2 separate regions of the Homo sapiens genome follow, and region 2 is linked to region 1. Evidence: chromatin contacts called from ENCODE Hi-C or POLR2A ChIA-PET data. All regions are on one chromosome and are shown on one strand. Each heading gives the region's core, a stretch centred on a gene start or an enhancer-like site at or near the end of the contact. The rest is flanking DNA. Distances are from core to core; before and after follow the strand shown. Region 1 overlaps CDH1 (cadherin 1). Region 2 has its middle 15 kb from the start of HAS3.

The links. Hi-C counts contacts between places; a loop is a spot of excess contacts on that map. ChIA-PET counts read pairs that join two places held with the same protein, here RNA polymerase II (POLR2A). Pooled maps may share reads with other maps.
Region 2: a loop to region 1 is called in a pooled map, with 2.2 times the contacts of the local background. The contact joins two enhancer-like sites. A Hi-C loop is called at or near these places in 1 of 50 pooled maps. POLR2A ChIA-PET finds 5 or more read pairs at or near these places in 3 of 52 experiments (BJ, H1 and activated CD4-positive, alpha-beta T cell).

Annotation. Positions count from the first base shown.
Region 1 is chr16:68,795,868-68,801,685 of GRCh38, forward strand. CDH1 (cadherin 1) reads left to right here. Exons shown (of 16, transcript NM_004360.5): 3 at 5,803-5,818. Among named protein-coding and RNA genes, the nearest start is that of TANGO6, 45 kb to the right of the region's middle. RefSeq lists an enhancer at 1-339. Within about 2 kb of position 4,569, at least 6 of the 41 ENCODE cell types and tissues checked have a DNase peak (open chromatin) inside an H3K27ac peak, as active enhancers do.
Region 2 is chr16:69,087,490-69,093,307 of GRCh38, forward strand. It overlaps a transcript of HAS3 not described here. Among named protein-coding and RNA genes, the nearest start is that of HAS3, 15 kb to the right of the region's middle. RefSeq lists enhancers at 1,483-1,712, 1,585-2,462. Within about 2 kb of position 2,087, at least 9 of the 41 ENCODE cell types and tissues checked have a DNase peak (open chromatin) inside an H3K27ac peak, as active enhancers do.

The sequences.
Region 1 (5,818 bases), core at 3,319-5,818:
TAAAGCTAAATGCAGGCCGGGTGCGGTGGCTTATGCCTGTAATCCCAGCACTTTGGGCGGCCAAGGCAGGCGGATCACAAGGTCAGGAGTTCGAGGTTATCCTGGCCAACATAGTGAAACCCCGTCTCTACTAAAAATACAAAAGATTAGCCGGGCGTGGTGGCAGGCACCTGTAATCCCAGCTACTCGGGAGGCTGGGGCAGGAGAATGGCTTGAACCCGGGAGGTGGAGGTTGCAGTGAGTTGAGATCCTGCCATGGCACTCCAGCCCGGGTGACAGTGCGAGACTCTGTCTTTAAAAACAAAAAAAAAAGAATTGCTAAATGCAGTATTCTTTGGTGTTCGCTGTGGGAAATGTGTTCTGATGAGAGGGAGGCAATCCATAATGTGCCCCTTTGTATGCAGGGTGGGCAAAACACTGCTTCCAACTAGTTACGTCTAAGATACTAGGTTATCCCACTGGTTACCAAACAACTCAACTATGGTTTGCTGCCTTCCATAGCTGGCCCTGTCCTTAAATCCCAACATCGTCTGAAAATAATATAGAAGCTTTTGAGACTGTCTTGTTTCTACCCACTCACATTCCAGTTATGGGACCAGGCGGGCGTGGGAGAAGAAACGGGATCGTCAAAGTGGGACTGTTCCGTGTGGCATGATGGCAATTTCAAGCAAGGAATGTTGCTGAATGCTCAGAGCCTGCCCCAGGACCAAAAGCTTTTCATGAACTTGGGTTTCATTTGTATTTGAACATCAGTCATCTCTCTTGGGGTCCTCTCTTGAAAGCTACTTTTGCCCAGTAGGCTAGAAAGTGGGGCACCGTAGGTTTAATAGCAGCATGCAGGGATGACAGAGTATTAAAAACACTTTTTAAAAGTCATTCTTACTAGTTTTTGTCATGAAAAAAAAAAGAATTCATTCTAATTGTAACAGGCCAAGTAATACAAGGATATATAAGGAAAATATGTTGTTGTTGTTTTCAAACTGCCTCCTGGCCAGGCACAATACTTGTATCTGTAATCCCAGCACTTTGGGAGGCTGAGGTTGGTGGATCGCTTGAGGCCAGGAGTTCAAGACCAGCCTGGGCAACGTGGCAAAACCCCATCTAGTCCTGTAAACATAAAATTACATTTTTTGCTGAAATACAAAAAATACAAAAATTAGCTGGGTGTGGCAGCACATGCTTAAAATAGAGCATGGCACATTAATATTCTACACATGTTTAAAATACTAATAAAATAGGCCAAGCATGATGGCTCATGCCTGTAATCCCAGAACTTTGGGAGGCTGAGGCAGGTGGATCACCTGAGGTCAGAAGTTCATGACCAGGCTTGGCATCATAGCGAGACCCTGTCCCTACAAACAATAATTAAAAATTTGCTGCGGTGGAGTACACCTGTAGTCTCAGCTACTCTGGAGGATGAGGTGGGAGGATGGTTTGAGCCCAGGAAGCTGAGGCTGCGGTGAGCTAGCGTTTGTGCCACTGCACTTTAGCCTGGGTGACAGAGTAAAACCCTTTCTCAAAAAATTAAAATGAGGCTGGGCTCAGTCATTCACTTCTGTAATCCCAGCACTTTGGGAGGCCAAAGCGGGAAGATGGCTTGAGCCCAGGAGTTTGTGAGCAGCCTGGGCAACGTAGTCAGACCCCATCTCTACAATAAATAAAATTAGCCAGGCATGGTGGCATGTACCTGTAGCCCCAGCTACTCAGGAGGCTGAAGCAGGAGGATTGCTTGAGCCCCGAAAGCCAAGGCTGCAGTGAGCAGTGTTTGCACCACTGCATTCCACCCTAGGTGACAGAGACCTGTCTCAAAAAGCACACAAATAAAATTAAATAAAATCTGAATAAAATAGTTCATAAAAGCTAATTGAAGCTTAGTTGAGGCTGCAGTTTTTGATGATGGTGATGATATTGTAATGAAAAGACTTTCCCAGCTGGGCACAGTGGCTCACACCTATAATCCCAGCAGTTTGGGAGGCAGAGGCGGGCAGATCACTTGAGGTCAGGAGTTCGAGACCAGCCTGGCCAACATGGTGAAACCTTGTCTCTACTAAAAATACAAAAATTAGCTGGGCGTGGTGGTGTGCACCTGTAATCCCCGCTACTCGGGAGGCTGAAGCAGGAGAATTGCTTGAATCTGGGAGGCAGAGGTTGCAGTGAGCCCAGATTGCACCATTGCACTCCAGCCTGGGTGACAGAGTGACACTCTGTCTCAAAAAAAAAAAAGACTTTCCCACATGGAGATGGCCAGTAGTGGGGAGTGGGGTCTTAGCTTCTTTTGTTGGGATTTGGTTTTTACACCAAGTCACCAAATAAGTTTATGAAAGGTGGGCATACTGGGTTAAAGAACACTTAGACCCTTGTTAGCTTTATTTTTGTTAGCTTTTTTTATGGGCATGTTGAAATATACCCAGTCCCCGTATTCTGATCCTCCAGTTTCAACATTTTGCCATTCTTCTTTCCTCCCACTTGCTGGGCTCAGAGACAACCCAGCCCTTGCCAGCGTGACAGTGAGCTTCCCAGAGCCTTTCTGGAGCTGAAGAACCTTTCAATCTTTCCTACAATTTCCTATAATCAGCCCAGGGGATCAGGTTGCATGGGGAGATAATGAGTCTTATGAGCACCTGGAATTCAGGTTGGGGCTCCTCGTCATACTGTCACTTCTCAAAGGGTAGGGCTTAACCACCATTAAGATGAGGTGCCCCAAAGCAGGTTAAGTGCCTTGGATCAAGTTATTTGCAAAACCATTTTCATTTTTTCAGGCCGCCACCCTTGGCAAGTCCAATCATGCTTGTCTCAACTTTCACTGTCTAAATTTGGGAAGGCTGGAGAAAGGAATTCAGTGCAGCCTTCATTCCCTGTTTACATGACAAGCCCCTAAAGATGACCTAGTTGCCCCATTACTTCTGCTGGGGGTGGGGGAGGACTCTTTGAAGAGCATCTGGTTTTGCTAGTTTGAAAAGAAATTCCTATTTTAGACTTAAAAGGATGGTATCTGCCCATCCTTTAAGGACTTGGCATTTCTTCTTGATTCTTTCATCATCTTATGGCTCAGCTGTTCAGTTAACAAACACTTGTCTACCCAAATACACAGGAATAATAGTCATCTCTTCTACTTTCATTGCTTTTTAACTTAGAAAATGTCATCCCATTCACTGTCTTGGTCTTCACAAAACCCTAAAGAGGTAGACTCAAACAGTGGTGATAACCTTTATGTTATAGTAGAGAAGGCCAAGGCCCATAGAGGTTTAGCAATTTGCTAAGGCCACCCAGCAAGAACATGGCAGAATCTGGTTTTATAATCCAGTCGCAGACCCTGGGTCCAGCCCTTTTTCCTTGTCTCTGTCTTCCCATCATTTATTACGGCTCCCCCTGCTCACCCCATCCTTTCCTTCAAGTTGCGGAAGTGAGTTGTAGACCCAGTCTAAGGGCTGAGAAGGTAGGGGTTGGGGCATGGTGGTGATTTTTTATTTTTATTTTTTAAACAAACTGGGAGGGAGGGTCAGGTGGGCGACTCTTTGAATGACACAGCTCCCTTCGTATGAACGAGCTCTTCCTGGTTTCGTTGCTCAGTTTATTTGCCAGGTAGCAGACTCCTAGCTATTGCATGGGGTAGCCTCTGATCTCAGTCTTAGAGATCAAGACTGGAGCTGGAGAACCTTTCAATCTTTCCTATAATTTCCTATAATCAGCCCAGGGGATCAGGTTGCATGAGGAGATAATGAGTCTTATGAGCACCTGGAATTCAGGTTGGGGCTCCCTCTCATACTGTCACTTCTCAAAGGGTAGGGCTTTGAATAGATAGATTATAGGTATAATCTATCTATAAACTAATATAATCTTCCTTTTAAAAATAACCAAGGTTGGGGCCGGGTGTGGTGGCTCATTCATGTAATCCCAGCACTTTGGGAGGCGAGGTGGATGGATCACCTGAGGTCAGGAGTTTGAGACCAGCCTGGACAACATGGTGAAACCCTGTCTCTACTAAAATTACATAAATTATTCAGGTGTGATGGCACATGCCTGTAATCCCAGCTACTCGGGAGGCTGAGGCAGAATTGCTTGAACCCAGGAGGCGGAGGTTTCAGTGAGCCGAGATCGTGCCACTGCACTCCAGCCTCGGCAACAGAGCGAGACTGTCTCAAAAAAAATTAATAGTAATAATAATTAAAAAAAAAAAAAAAACCAAGGTTGGCTGGGCACACTGGCTTATGCCTGTCATCCTAGCACTTTGGAAGGCCGAGGCAGGAAGACTGGTTGAGTCCAGGAGTTCAAGACCAGCCTGGGCAACATAACAAGATCCCATCTCTATGAAAATATTATTTAAAAAAAAAAAAACCAAGGCCTTAATAGGGTCTCTCCAGAGAGAGGAAGAGCCAACCATGAGACTAACCCATGTTAAAGGGCTGTCTCAGCTCTGCCATTTAATAGTTACAGGATGTCAGGTAAATTTCTTAACCTCTGTGAGCCTCAGTTTCATCTTCAAAATGGAGAAAATCTGTTACTTCCCCTCTCACCCCCAAACGTGGTCTTATTTTTCTCTGGCAAGGGCAGGGCTATTGGCTTCAGAAATGTTTGCAAGGGTGGCCCCTGATGGAAGAAATGAAAACTGCTGCCTAGGCGTCAGGGATGGCTTCAAGGGCTTTCTGGCAGAAACCTGATCCTCCTGTCTAGCCTTGTAAGATAGGACGGCAGGAATTTTTATAAAAGAGAACTTGGATGAAATAGAAATTCCATCGGACAATTATTTGAAAGGGAGGAAAACAGGCCAAGCTGAGAGTTTCCTAGAATGAATGGTCTTATCGACTGCTCCCCTCTGCCTGGAAGCTTCTTTGAGCCAGGCTTCTGCAAGGCTGGCTCCTTCAGGTCCCAGCTCAGATGGGCCTACCTCAGAAAGGCCTGCCCTCACCATGCAATAGATGTTACATCTTCAGCAAACTCCCTTCTCCTCTGCCACTCTTATATCACCCTCTTTTATTTTAATTTCTTTTTACCTATTACCACTGCCTGAAATTTTAAGTTTCTGTCTTTGTCCATCTCTTCCTCAGTAGTGTAAACTCAATGAGAGCAGAAACCTTAAGTATCTTCGTCACGATTTTGTCCTCACAGTCCAACACAGTGTCTGGCATATAGCTTGATGGTTACCTATTTGAATGAGTCCTTTGAGATTCTAATGTATAGTGTAGATGCTTCAACCACAGCTTCTCCAGTTTTAGAGTATTAATACTTTTTAAAGTTTTAGTTACTTTTATTTATTTATTTTTTGAGATGGAGTCTCGCTCTGTTGCCCAGGCTGGAGTGCAGTGGCGCAATCTCAGCTCACTGCAACCTCCACCTTACAGGTTCAAGAGATTCTCCTGCCTCAGCCTCCCAAGTGGCTGCAATTACAGGCGCCTGCCACTAAACCTGGCTAATTTTTTTTTGTATTTTTAGTAGAGACAGGGTTTCATCATGTTGGCCAGGCTGGTCTCAAGCTCCTGACCTCAAGTGATCTGCCCACCTTGGCCTCCCAAAATGCTGGGGTTACAGGCATGAGACACTGTGCCCAGTCGAGAAGTTACTTTCTAGACAAGATAATATTTTCAATTGACAAGAAGATGAGAAAGAAATCAGAGCACAAGGAAGTCATCCTGTAGTTGTGAAGAACATTATGGTGATAGCTTTGTTGTTCTGTCACCAGATTATGGTTTGTTTTGGTTGTGTTTGGTTTTGTGGGAGTCTTCCCACAAGTTCGCTCTTTGGAGAAGGAATGCTCTTGTCTTTAATCTGTCCAATTTCCTAATCTCTGTGATTTCTGCCCTGCAGTGAATTTTGAAGATTG
Region 2 (5,818 bases), core at 837-3,336, 290 kb after region 1:
CTCTCCACACTCATAATTTCCCATATTTCCCAATCTCCTCTTCCACGTCCCTTGCTTTGTTGTTGCTTTTTTTTTTCTTTTTGTATTTTTAGTAGAGACAGGGTTTCACCTTCTTGGCCAGGCTGGTCTTGAACTCCTGACCTCATGATCCACCTGCCTTGGCCTCCCAAAGTGCTGGGATGACAGGCATGAGCCACCGCACCCGGCTTTTTTTTTTTTTTTTTTTTTTTTGAGACAGAGTTTTGCTCTGTTGCCCTGGCTGGAGTGCAATGGTGCGATCTTGGCTCACTGCAGCATCCGCCTCCCAGGTTCAAGCAATTCTCCTGCCTTAGCCTCCCAAGTAGCTGGGATTACAGGCATCTGCCACCACGCCCAACTATTTTTTTGTATTTTTAGTAGAGACAGGGTTTCGCCATGTTAGCCAGGCTGGTCTCCAACTCCTGACCTCAGGTGTTCTGCCCGCCTCGGCCTCCCAAAGTGCTGGGATTACAGGCATGAGCTACTGCACCCGGCCCTTGCTTCGTTTGTTCACCCCTCTCCTCCACTTCTTTGCTTTCCTATGGCTCTGCCTGCTCATCCACATGTAAGAGCCAGTGTGCCAGGGACTGGGGTGTAGGAAAGCAAACCACAAGCAACGACAACGATTTATCGAGCACCTATTACGTACCAGATGCTGCACTGGGCCCTGAGAACACAACAGTGAACAAAACAGAACTCTTACCCTCGGGGAGAGTTTATGAGGCAGTGGAGGGAGACAGATAACAAATAAGATAAACAATGTCAAGTGGGGCCGGGCACAGTGGCTCACACCTGTAATCCCAGCAATTTGGGAGGCTGAGGCAGGCGGATCACCTGAGGTCAGGAGTTTGAGACCAGCCTGGCCAACATGGCGAAACCCTGTCTCTACTAAAAATACAAAAATTAGGCAGGTGTGGTTGGGCGCGCCTGTAATCCCAGCTGCTCAGGAGGCTGAGGCGGGAGAATCACTTAAACCCAGGAGGCAGAGGTTGCAGTGAGTGAGACTGTGCTACTGCCCTCCAGCCTGGATGAAGAGCAAGACTCCATCTCAAAAAAAAAAAAAAAAAGAAAAGACAAGAAAAAAAAGTAAAGTGGTGAGAGATGCTATGGAGAAAATAAAGTCAGGAGGGAGGAGCGTGGGAACAGTAAGTTGAGATTTGTTGTTCAGAGGTAGCCTCGCTGAGAAGTTGCTATTTGAATAACGATCAGGTGAATTAATGAGCACTAAAATAATGGGGAAAGAGTGTTCCAGGTAATGGGAACAGCAAGTGCCAAGGCCCAGAGGTAAGAGCAGGTCTCAGGAGGAAGGGGTGCTGAAGTAAGAGGATCGCTTGTGTCCAGGAGTTTGAGGCAGCAGTGAGCTGTGACTGCACCTCTGCACTCCAGCCTGGGCAGCAGAGTGAGACCCTGTCCCCAAAATGGAAAAAATAAAAGAAATGCATATAACCATACCCAGCCAGTTTTTTCCCCTCCATAAAAAGGAAGCAGTGATCCCCAGCCCTTTTCATGCCACCCCCCAACTTGGCCTCGGTGGCTCTGTTGTTTCAGCTCCTCTTCTCTGGTAGCAGCAGTTTCTCCTCTTTGGCTCAAAAAGGAGAGCAAGCGTGTTGATCTACCCTGGGTCCATCCACCTGTTTTGTCTCTTTGTCTGCGAGGGTGACTGAATGAAGTGCTGCCTGCCACCTGACTGTGCCTCTCACCCAACTGTTTGCCGCATTGGAGGGCTGGCTACAACATGTGAAAGTGGATCAATTGATAAGTCGAGAGATGAGTCATCTGACCTGTGCAAAACCAGATAAGCTTCTGCAGTCTTTGCACAGAAATCTAAAATCTCGGCCAGAATTTCTGTGGCAAAGGGAGAGAGTCAGAAACCGGAGCTGTGAGAGGTGCCACATTTCCCTGACTATGAGGGGTCTTCTTCCCCAATACGCCCCTTCCCCCAGCAGCAGCTTTGACCTCAGAGGGCCTGGCTGTGTCCTCAGCAAGCTCTGCAGCTACAGACATGCTGCAGTCACATGCAGCAGCCACACTGCAGTGCGCGGCACCTCTGCCTGCCATGCTCCACTCTGTTGGAACTGAATCACCGCTTGGGGGTTGGGAACCTGTGTTGCTCCTTACAATACCCGGTGCTGCCTCTTTCCTGCAGGCAGAGCTCAGGGCTGTGCTCAGCGCCCTCTGCACAGGCTGGCAAGGTGAGAGGGGAATGCAGACCCCACCTTCGGCCCTGGAAAGCTGAAACATCATTAGGGAGGTCATCCCCTGTTGTCCTCCCCAGTTCTTCATAGGGAGTCCGTAGCTCCACGCTACCAGGCCTCAGTTTTTGTGCCCCTCCTCCAGAGTGCCCTCTGCGGTTCTTTGTAACACAGTGTTGCAAGATCAGTGTTTGCATTTCCTTTATTTTGGAAAGTCATTTTCCATCCATAAGCTTGTCTGATTCTCACAACAATCTTGAAGAACAGGGAGGCAGGCTCTTGACATCCTCCCTTGGTGGGATTTGGCTCCAAGTCTGCTGGGTCGCAGCCAGGAGCCTGTTTACTACATCGGAAGACCCTCCATGAAATGTTTTGAACATCTGTTGAATACAATGGAGCTTCTTCCCACAAAGTGAGTACAGAAGTACAAGCCTTTCAAGCAGAGTAGAGTTTGAGATGCAAACTCAGGTACTCACATATACACATGAATCCCAACACGTGGGGCCCACCAAGAAGGCGTTTGTGCTCCACTGACACATGGTCGGCGCTGCCTACCACCTCCCCCGTGCTGGCCCTCTGCCCTCCAGTCTGAGGAGTGGTACAGCCCGCAGGTACAATGCCTGGCTGCTGTGCGTATTTGTGTACATTTTCAGATGATACGTGATGTGACTTAGAACAAGTTTAATGTATCTGTAGTTTGTAATATGTGCACTTGGCACTTTTTTTTTGGAGACAGTCTCTCTCTGTCACCCAGGCTGGAGTGCAGTGGCACAATCACAGCTCACTGAAATCTCTATTTCTCAGGCTCAGGTGATCCTCCCACCTCAGCCTCCTGAGTAGCTGAAACTACAGACGTGCACCACCACACTGAGCTAATTTTTTTTTTTAGACGGAGTCTTGCTCTGTTGTCCAGGCTGGAGTGCAGTGGTGCAATCTCGGTTCACAGCAACCTCTACCTCCCGGGTTCAAGCAATTCTCCTGCCTCAGCCTCCCGAGTAGCTGGGACTACAGGGGCGTGCTACCACGCCTGGCTAATTTTCGTATTTTTTAAAAAGTAGAGACAGGGTTTCGCCATGTTGCCCAGTCTGGTCTCAAACTCCTGGGCTCAAAAGATCCACCTGCCTCGGCCTCCCAAAGTGCTGGGATTACAGGTGTGAACCACTGTGCCCAGCACGATACATATTAATTCCCTTGACCCTCACACTCTGAGATAGGTCTTACTATGACTACAGATGGGAAAACTGAGGCACACAAGAGGCAAATTACTTGCCCAGATTACATGACCAGTAAGGAGTAGCCAAACCAGTATTTGGACCCAGGTAGTCTTTCTCCAAAGGCTGTGCTTTTTACACTGTGCATTGCTGCTGCCCAAGAGATACCGTATTTCCAAAGAAAGAAAAATTCCCACGATCTCACCTCAACTCCTGCCCAAGATTACCACTGACAACTGGTGCAAAATCCCTCTAGATCTTTATTTATTACCATATTTTATTACCCCAAATAGTGCCCCGCATCATTTTTTCTGAGTCATATACCTTGGAGACACTCATATCAGTACTCACAGATCTCTTCCTTTGTGATGATGGCATGGCTTCCATTGTTTGGGTAAACTGCAGCTTAATCATTTGTTTATTGATGGTTCCATTGACTTGTTTCTAATTTCCAATGGTTTTTCAATGATTCTCAGACATAACTTTGCATACCGAAACGTTTCTATGCAATAGGTCTTAAAAGGTTGGAGTGCCAGATCAAAAGCGTATAACCATTTCAAATGTTAGTACCAAATGTCCCCCCAAAAGTTTGTACCAATCTACATTCCCCCACCCTCAGCTGACTTTGCTTTAACACCCATGAAATGCAAGTTCAGTCTCAAAGCAGTGTTGATACCATTCTCTAAATAATTCAGGACTAGGAAGCCTTCAGGGCTGGAGTTTTCTGTGTACCAAAACCAACAACAGGGACACGCTAATATGCTTTGCAAGTTACACCCACCAGCAGCCGTGTCCCAGGTGCAAATACTAATTAGTGGCTTATAATTACTAGTTCGTGGCTTATACATAGTCATCCGGGAGAGAAATCTTGAGCCCCTGCAGGTCTATTTAAAAGAGGTTTCTCATCTCTGAGACTCTGCCCTTGGTGTATAGGGTATGCCTTCTCATGGGGTTTGGAATGGCCCTAGAATAATGACTATATTTCCCAAACCAGATTCAGGACATAAGGTCTGATGGCCCCTTAAAGTACGGGTTCATCTGGAAAGCCCAGGTTGAATGGTTGTACCTCTGCATCACTGTATGTCAAGATCACAGTTACAGTTAACACTAAAAAGCTTATTATGCCCTTCTGTGTACTTAACACATATTAATCCCGTTAGCCCTCACACTGGGCCTGTGAGATAGGTCTTACTATGACCCTGTTCTACAGATAGGAAAACTGAGGCACACACGAGGCTAATTGCCTCAGATTACATAGCCAGTAAGAAGCAGCCAAACCAGTACTGGACCCAAGCAGTCTGGCTCCAAAGGCTGTGCTTTTTCCCACCGTGCTTGCTGCTACCGATACATAGATACTGTATTTCCAAATTGTTAAAATCTGTTCTTAGTATAAGTGTGGATAAAGAAAGTGGTTCCCACGTGGTGGTCACACCTGTAATCCCAGCATTTTGGGAGGCCGAGGCAGGTGGATCTCTTGAGATCTGGAGCTCAAGACCAGCCTGGCCAACATAGTGAAACACCGTCTCTACTAAAAATGTAAAAATTAGCGAGGTGTGGTGGTATGCATCAGTAGCCCCAGCTACTCGGGAGGCTGAGGCAGGAGAATCACTAGCCCAGGAGGCAGAGGTTGCAGTGAGCCAAGATCGTGCCACTGCACTCCAGCCTGGGTGACAGAGTGCAACTCCGTCTCAAAAAAAAAAAAAAAAAAAAGTGATTCCCTGCTTGTTTAAATGGAACACCTATGTCAACTTAAGCTTTAACCCAAATAGCCTCAAAAGAGTGTCCTAGTACATCAAAACCCAACCTCAAGCCAGGCACGGTGGTTTGTAATCCTAGCTACTCAGGAGGTCTTGGCAGAAGGATCATTTGAGCCCAGGAGTTTGAGGCCAGCCTGGGCAACATAGCAAAATAATCTCTGGGAAAACAACCACAGAAACAACCTCAGACACCAAAATTTGTTATACCTCTTGAGTTTGACCTTGTAGTTTGCCCAGAAGCTGGGAGGAGGTGTGTGAAAGCTCCGCAGCCCACCTGCTCCTGCACTTTGGCAGCTTTGGTAAATTGCTTATGGAAAGGCTTCTTTTGTAGAGTGGCCAAGATAGTAAACATCTAAGACTGCCTTCCTGGGAGCAGAGGAGGCAGAAAGCCATGTGGCAAATGTGCAACATAGAAAATGTAGCAAGTCTTCCCATGAACTCCAGAAATGTCTTCTTTGAAGATTGTTGCTTTCCCATCCATTTCCTATAAGCAGGGCTTCAATTTTCAGATACCATTCTCAGAATAACATTGTATCATTTTTGTTTGTTTTTTGTTTTGTTTTTTGAGACAGGGTCTCTGTCACTCAGGCTGGAGTGCAGTGGCGCAATCTCGGCTCACCTGCAATCTCCACCTCCCGAG